Linked DNA regions of Homo sapiens: region 2 is linked to region 1. The links are chromatin contacts, found by Hi-C or POLR2A ChIA-PET in ENCODE. All regions are on one chromosome and are shown on one strand. The core of a region is the stretch at or near the end of the contact, and the rest is flanking DNA. Distances in the headings are between cores, read along the strand shown. Region 1 overlaps WNT4 (Wnt family member 4). Region 2 has its middle 74 kb from the start of MIR4418.

Evidence for each region. Hi-C counts contacts between places; a loop is a spot of excess contacts on that map. ChIA-PET counts read pairs that join two places held with the same protein, here RNA polymerase II (POLR2A). Pooled maps may share reads with other maps.
Region 2: a pooled map shows a loop between it and region 1 (2.2-fold over the local background). The contact joins two enhancer-like sites. A Hi-C loop is called at or near these places in 3 of 50 pooled maps. POLR2A ChIA-PET finds 5 or more read pairs at or near these places in 2 of 52 experiments (A673 and activated T-cell).

The regions. Positions count from the first base shown.
Region 1 is chr1:22,130,470-22,134,174 of GRCh38, forward strand. The region is part of intron 1 of WNT4 (Wnt family member 4); the gene reads right to left. Among named protein-coding and RNA genes, the nearest start is that of WNT4, 11 kb to the right of the region's middle. RefSeq lists enhancers at 862-1,622, 1,623-2,381, 2,721-3,446. Within about 2 kb of position 2,271, at least 3 of the 41 ENCODE cell types and tissues checked have a DNase peak (open chromatin) inside an H3K27ac peak, as active enhancers do.
Region 2 is chr1:22,337,892-22,341,662 of GRCh38, forward strand. No RefSeq gene overlaps it. Among named protein-coding and RNA genes, the nearest start is that of MIR4418, 74 kb to the left of the region's middle. Within about 2 kb of position 1,305, at least 2 of the 41 ENCODE cell types and tissues checked have a DNase peak (open chromatin) inside an H3K27ac peak, as active enhancers do.

The sequences.
Region 1 (3,705 bases), core at 1,021-3,520:
GTGTGGACGCTTCAAAAGCCAAGTGCAGCATGCTCTCCCTCCCCCAGGGGCTTGCCCAGCACACTGAGTCTCCCAAGGGTTGGGGATTTTCTAGGGGTTGGCTGTGAAGAAGCTGTTGCATCTTATAAAGGAAGCTGCACAAATTTCTTGTTGAAGAAGGATAAAGGGAAGGTAACTGCTCTTTGGGCCTCAGTTTCCTCATCTGTAGTAAGAGAAGGGAACACCGGTTCTGTCTGAGTGGAGGAACTGCTACCTGGAGCAAGAGGGATCTGTGTGAGAGATGGCCTGACACTGGCCCGAGGCAATGAGGCAGGAAGTCGCCATTTGTTTGCTGAATGAGGGAATGAATGAATGGTGACCAAATAGAAAAGCACACAGAAAGTCCTACTTATGGGAATTCTTTCTGATGATAAGAAGAAACTTATGGAAGTTCCATCAAACTTCTATGGAACTTGGGACTGGGCTAAGTACTTTACATTATTGCGTTTAATCCTCTCAGAAAGCCAACCAGCTGCCATTTAAAAGAGGAGGAAACTGAGGCACAGACATTTTAAGTAATTTACCTCATGTGCAGGGCTACACAGCCAGTGAGGTTGAGCAGGACTTGAACCTGGCATTTGCCTGGCTTCACAGCCTTGGGCAGAGACAGTATTCTCTGTGTGGCTCAAAGACTAGAATTGACACTGTGGCCAGAAGCTGCTGGGAGCTGGGTTTGTTCAACCCAAAGATGCTAGCCAGGGTGCAGCTGGGGAGCTGTCTCCCCATCCCTGGAGGTTTGCAGGCGGCAGCTAAATTTTATTTGTCAGGTATGTGGGTTGGACCAAGTGACGGTTCTTGAATCTGGCTGTGCATCGAAACGTGTGCAGGGTTTGTTGAAGGTGGAGGTGCCTGGGCCCCAGTCCCAGTGGGGGTTGGTGGGCCTCTGAGGTTAATTGAATGTGCCTTAGGTGCACCTGGGAGGCTAGGTGGGCACTGGCCTGGAGAACAGTCTGCATAAGTATGGGTAATGTTTCCTTCTCAGCCATAGGGAGCTCTGACTCAGGGATGCCACTGTCCTCCTCACTGTGGCATTGATCCCCAGGATGTTTCCTTTTCCCCGTGGCTGTGGAGCCTGAGCCTGGCTTTCCTTATCTGTAAATGGAGATAACGGTTCTCACCCAGAGGGCTGCCAAGAGGAATGCCCGTGATTTGCTGTGTGATGCACCTGGCTGTCAGCTGGGCACATTCTAGGTGCCAGGTAATTGTGGGGGCAAGTGTACAGCATGGGGCAAGTGCAAAGTAGGCGGTCTCAGGCCGAAGAAGGCCAACCTCCCCTCCCCACCCCCTGCATTCCTGGTCTCCCAGGGGCCTCCCCGCCCCTCCTTCCTATCTACCAGGTGGTTCCCAGGGGATGCACAGACTGGTGGTGTCCTGACAAGGCCCAGGCAGGAGCTCGGAGCCCCTTGGAGGGAAGACAAGGGCAGGAAGGGGGCTGAGAAGCAGCAGAGGCTGCATTTGGAAGGGGAGGGGCCCACCCGGCTTCTCAGCCCTGCCTGGGTGCTCTCCTGCCTGTGCCCAGCCAAGGGGTCGCCTGTGGAGCCAGTCCCACCTGTTGCTCTTGGCCTGCAGGGGGCGCCAAGAGCCCGGCTACTGGCTGTGGGCCAGGTCCACGTTCAGGCCACAGGTGTCCCTCGGTGGGGGGACAAGGAATTGAGCCTGACGTTGGATCCTTTCCTGCTCAGACCGAGGCTTGGCCTCTTGGAGAAGGGTGGGGGCCCTGTTTGCTCTATGATGTGGGGGCACAGAGCTGGCCCATCCCCAACTCAGTCTCTGCTCCCACAGCATGCAGCCAAGAAGGCTGCATCTGGCTGTGCTGGGCCCTGGGCTCTGGTCAAGGGAGGCACCCAAGGGCAGGGGTTCTCTGGGCAGGGGGGGCAGCCTCTGACCCACCATGACCTTGGGCAAGTCCCTGCCATACTTGGAGCCTGTCTCCTTATGGGTACAGTAAACCGGTGGGTCCATATGGCCTTTCCCACTGTCGGAGTTGGTGGGCCTCCTTCTACTGGCAGGGTGGGGAGTGGCCGGGCCTCAGGGGCCTGCTGGCCCCATGCCAGGCTGATAGATGTGTCTCTGCCATTGAATAAGTAGTAAGATGGACCAGGGGAGCCACCTGCATCCCCCCACCCAGGCTCAGAACTCAGCAAGGGGAGACTGGCTGAATGACAGTCGCAGGGGCTTAGGGTGAGCTGCTGGGCTGCCGTGGCCGTGAGTCACTGGGCCAGCTTCCAGGAAGGAGCTGAGCAACCTCTTCCGTTGGCACCAGTGCCCACCCCCAGCCCCTGCCTTCATCTGGCACAGCAGCTGTCCCCTTCCGTACACACGAGGCCCAGCCCCATCCCCACCCCTGTTCCCCCAGACCCCAGGGTCTCGCCCGGGCAGGGCTGGGTGCCAGGGCTGGAAATGGAACCGGGCACCGGCTCTAGAGAGTGAGAACCCCAGGCATTACAGGCCCTCATCCACAATGTTTCTGCTTGCCCGTTTCAGTATCCAACTAGCATTTGGCTCCATTTCACAGATGAACAAACTGAGGCTACGGAGATAAAGCAACTTGCTTAAAGTCCCACAGCTAGAGCGGCGAGCTGCAGTGCAAACCCAGCCCTAACTCTCAACTCTCTTTCCTCTGTACCTGGCTGTGGATATGCCCCATTTACCTGCTGAGGGGGGCTAACACTGCCCTTGGTGCCTCACACAGGGCACAGTGCATAGAAGGTGTTTAATAAATGCCTGCAGCAGGATGGAGGGCTCTGTCCTGACGGGGTTCCCTCTGCTTCCCTCCTGGCAGAGTGCTCAGGATGGGGAAGATAAGGATGAGGGAGGAATGTGGGGGCTGCTGTGGTCTTTTGATCTGCTGAGAGCCTGGAGACCCATCAGGGCGAGGCCTGATTAGTACTGGACACCTCAGGATTCCCAGTGCCCTAGGGTGGCTCAACCCCAGAGACACGTGTGCCATCCGCTGACCCTGGAGCTGGACCAGGCTCAAAAATGGAGTGCACCAGCCCTTTCTAGGGGTGACAGAGAGCCAGGGCGTGATGGGTGGGCCGGGCCAGGCTGTGCAGGGCCTTGGCCATCCCTGAGGCTTCTCCTGTCGTGGCTGCATTGCCCCAATTTAGGCTCCTTCCTGCCACCACGGAGTACAGGCTTAGCAATTTGCCACCTGCTGCCCTGGCCACCCAGGACTCTCGCCATGGCCATGCCGTTGATCAGGTTACCCCACCAGCCCAGACCGCCCCTGCTGCTGCTACCAGCCAGCTCATGCCCTGATCTTCTCCAACGGGGGCTGCAGGTCCTGCAGGCTCCTCCCAGGAGGCCCTCCCCGAGCCCGGCCCGTGCCTACAGCCTGCGAGGCTGGAGGGCCCTTGCCCTGCCAGGGAGATCAGATCCTCTCAGCCACCTGCTGTTTTCATTAGAAACTAAAATTAGCTGGGCTTGTCCCAAGCTTTTCCAGGTTTGCTTGCTTTTTAAAAAAAATATACAAATTCCTAGAGGAAAATCTGCACCTCTGCGACTCCTCCCAGCTCTTACGCTGTGAGTCAAGAGGAGAGGGGACGGGAAATAGCTGGAGCGTTTGGGAGGCCAAGCAGATCAGTGTCGTGGGTCCCGGCCCTGCGGGTGTCCAGGTGGGGGCTGGGACGCCAGCGCAGGCCTCTCTGCCCCCTCCCTTTGGCC
Region 2 (3,771 bases), core at 55-2,554, 210 kb after region 1:
GGCAAGAGTTGTGTCTTATATTTCCTGACATTTGTTATCCTCAACCCCTGGCCCTGTGTTTAGTACAATTGTGAAAGCATACTTGATGTTCAAAAAAGATTCATTAAAGTGGCCGGGCAGGGTGGCTCATGCCCATCCTCCTAGTGCTTTGGGAAGCCCAGGAGGAGGATCACTTGAGGCCAGGAGTTTGAGATCAGCCTGGACAGTGTAGTGAGACCTCATCTCTACCCAAAGAAAAAAAATTAGCTGGGTGGTGATGTGCACCTATAGTCCCAGCTACCCTGGAGGTTGAGGTGGGAGGATCACTTGAGCCCAAGAGTTTGAGGTGAGCCCAAGAGTTCGAGGCCACAGTGAGCTGAGATCATGCCACTACACTCCAGTCTGGGTGATGTCATCTCTATTTAAAAACACAAAAATTAATTAATGGAAGCCTTGGTGAATGGATGGGTCGCTGACATCTCTGCAGGTGTGTGTGTGATAAGACCACGCATGGTGAATTCTCAGGACATAGCAGGTGTTCAGGAGATGATGGTTCAGGCCACTATCCTCCTCGCTCATGTGACTCTCAGGAGCCAGGGTGCCTCAGAGCTCACAGGGGACAGAGCTGAATGGGGGGACACTTCGCCTTCCACTTTCTCATCTGTGATGTGGGCAAATAGGAGGTTTCTTCCAGCTAGGACGGCGTTTGGGTCCCGAGCCCTCTGTCTCTCATGCTGCTGCCTAAACTCAGGACACCCGCGGTACGGTGGTTATGCACATGGGTTCTTGGGACTGGCACGCCTGGGTCTGGAACTCAGCTCCCTCCTGTACCCACCATGAATGCTTGGAATGGTCCCTGCCCCTCACTGAGCTTCAGGGTCCCCATCTCTAATCAAAGACTCTGGAGGCCCTTCCCTGGTGAGTTTTCATGGAATGAATGAGATGCAGTGTGCATAGGGGTCCACAGTACTCTCAGTAAATGTTACTGTCATAACCATATTTTAACATCCTAAGAATACCCCCTCCTCCAGGAAGCCTCCTCTGACTGAGCCTAACAGAGGTAAGAATTTCCCCCTTTTTGCTTCTGCTCAGCAGCTCCCAGCTCATATTCTGTAAGCTCTCAGTTTAGGATAGAACAGCAAAGCTGCTCTGGCCCTAGTTCTGGCCCCAACTCCAGTACCAGCTCTGGCCCCAACCCTGGAGTCCAGAGAAGTCTCGTTTGGGCAGTTTAAGTCAGAGGGTCATTTCTGGGCCTGGGCTCCAGGTTCCATTCAAATGGGGGATCCCAGAGGGTGCGGACCATGTCCTGTAAATTCACCCCAGCGGCTCCAGGAAGGCTCCTTGGGGTGTGAGACATGCTGGTGGCCAGCTACCCCCCAGCTGGAGTCCTCACGCTGAAGGCGAGACAGCCTCAGCGGCGGTGGCACTGGCTGTGCCTGACACCCTCACCCGGGACATCAGGCTGCCCTGCCCAGTCACCCACAGGGCTGAGGCCTCACCACATTTGCTGCAATACCCGCTGCCCTTGGGCTCACGGCCATCCTATCTGCGGCAGCCTCTGTGTGAACTCTGCCCCGTGACCCCAGCTGGAATGGAGGATGCCTTCTCCAGCAGCCTCCCATCGGTAGCCAGCAGCAGGGCAGGGCGGGGGCGGGAGCCACGGGACACTGGGGGCTGGGCCAGGCTGCACTGGGAAAAGGGGCGCTTTAGTCCTCAGAAGACCCTGATGGAGACTGCCTTCCCCATGGCCTCTTTGCTCAAAGGTCTGGTCAGAACCCCTGTGAGCATGGAGTCAGGGGATCCCCAGAAAGCAGCGCTGGAGGAGGGGGCCTGCTCACCCTGGGGGAATGGGACCTTCACAATTTAGGTAGGAAAAGAGAAGTGGCTCGGCAGAGAGCCTGCTCCCCACACCCGCTCACCCTGGCCACAGATGTCCTCCCCAGCCCCCTACATCACACCTTGTTGATTTGTCTTCTCCTTAGCCCTTCCCACAACCTGAAACCCCCCACCACACTGTGAGCACCACAGTGTGAGAACAGACATTGTCTGGTTTGTCACATGTCCCCAGTGTCTGGAACAAAGCCTGGCACACGGTGAATGCTCAATAAATACTCATTAGATTAATGACCATACTCATTTAATCCTTACACCCACCCTTCGCTGTAGGCAACATCAGTTCTATTTTGCAGATGGGGAGACTGAGGCTCCAAGAAAAGAGGGGAATTGGCTACTCTGCAAACCCGGTAACCAGCAAAACCTAAATCAAACCCAGGCCTCTCACCTCTTGACCACAAGCCGGCGTGTGATGACACCAACTGGTTGGGTTCAGCATAAAGAAAGAAACAGAGGAACACACTGGCCTGCTGGCTTCTGCTCCCCTCAGGCTGCTTCCCCAGGCAGGTTGTGCAGGCTTTTGTTGGGGTAGGGGGTGGATTTTATTCCCTGAGTTAAGTAACCTGTGATCAACCCCTTGTGTTAACAGCTATCATGTGTAGCCTCAGCCTCCTGCCTTGCCCCTGAGAGGATCTGTGTTAAATTGACACCAGCGATGAACAGTGTGGCTGAGAGGCAGGGATGGGCAAGGAGGGGCAGGAAGCAGGGGCTGGTCTGTGGCCTGTGGACGTGGATAGAGGCTCTGGCCTGGAATTGACTGGATGCATGTTATGTGTACCAAGCGCTGTTCCCAGCACTTCTCATGCATCATCCCAGTTCATCCTCACGACCATCCTTGAAGATCCTCAGCATCATTCTCCCCAGTGTCTGGATGAGGCAGCTGAGCCCAGGAGAGGTTGAGCTACTTGCCCAAAGTCACACAGCTGGAAAGTCAAGAAGCCAGCACTTGGGACCCAGGCGCTGTGGCTCCAGAGCCCACCCATGGCTCTCCCATGTCTGGGGGAGGAACACAGCTTCAGAGCTGGATTCCAACCTGAGTTGCATTGTGTACAAGCTGCCTGAGCCAGCTGCTTAATCTCTCTGAGCCTCGGTTTCCTCAGCTGTGCAATGTGGACACAATACCCACTTTGCAGGGTCCCAATGAGGCAAGGGGTAGAAAGGGCATGGACTGTGCCTGGCACATGGAAGGGGTATGACAAATGGGGGTGGCACTTGTGGTTCATGTCCCATGGCCCGTGAGTGTGCCATGACTGATGTTTCCACTCTAGTTTCATTTTCTAGAAATGCAGGGTCAGTTACAAGTCAGTGAAATCAGCCTCAGCCCAGTCTCAGTCCTTTCTCTGTATCCTGATGGTGCCTGAAATTCTGCCACTGGGGCAGCATTCCCTGAATTGAAAGCTGTGTTCCCGGGTGAAATGCAACTTCCCACGGGTGTTATTATGGCTGGGGAAGGAAGTGATGCTGCACATGATGGCTGTTTTTGTTTTTGTTTTTTGAGGCGGAGTTTCACTCATTACCTAGGCTGGAGTGCAATGGTGTGATCTCGGCTCACTGCCCCCTTCCCGGGTTCTAGTGATTCTCCTGCCTCAGTCTCCCGAGTATCTGGGATTTCAGGCACACACCACCATGCCAGGCTAATGTTTTGTATTTTTAGTAGAGACGAGGTTTCACCATGTTGTCCAGGCTGGTCTTGAACTCCTGACCTCAGGTGATCCACCCTCCTTGGCCTCTCAAAGTGCTGGGGTTACAGGTGTGAGCCACCCCACCCACCCAGCTGTTCGTAGTCATTTTCACCTCCATGTGAATGGAGATTCCAGAATTGCATGCCTTGGTGAAGTGGTCCCCAGAAAACAGGCAGAAAGGGGGTGACTTTGCCAACCTCACAGTTTTCTGCCTGTC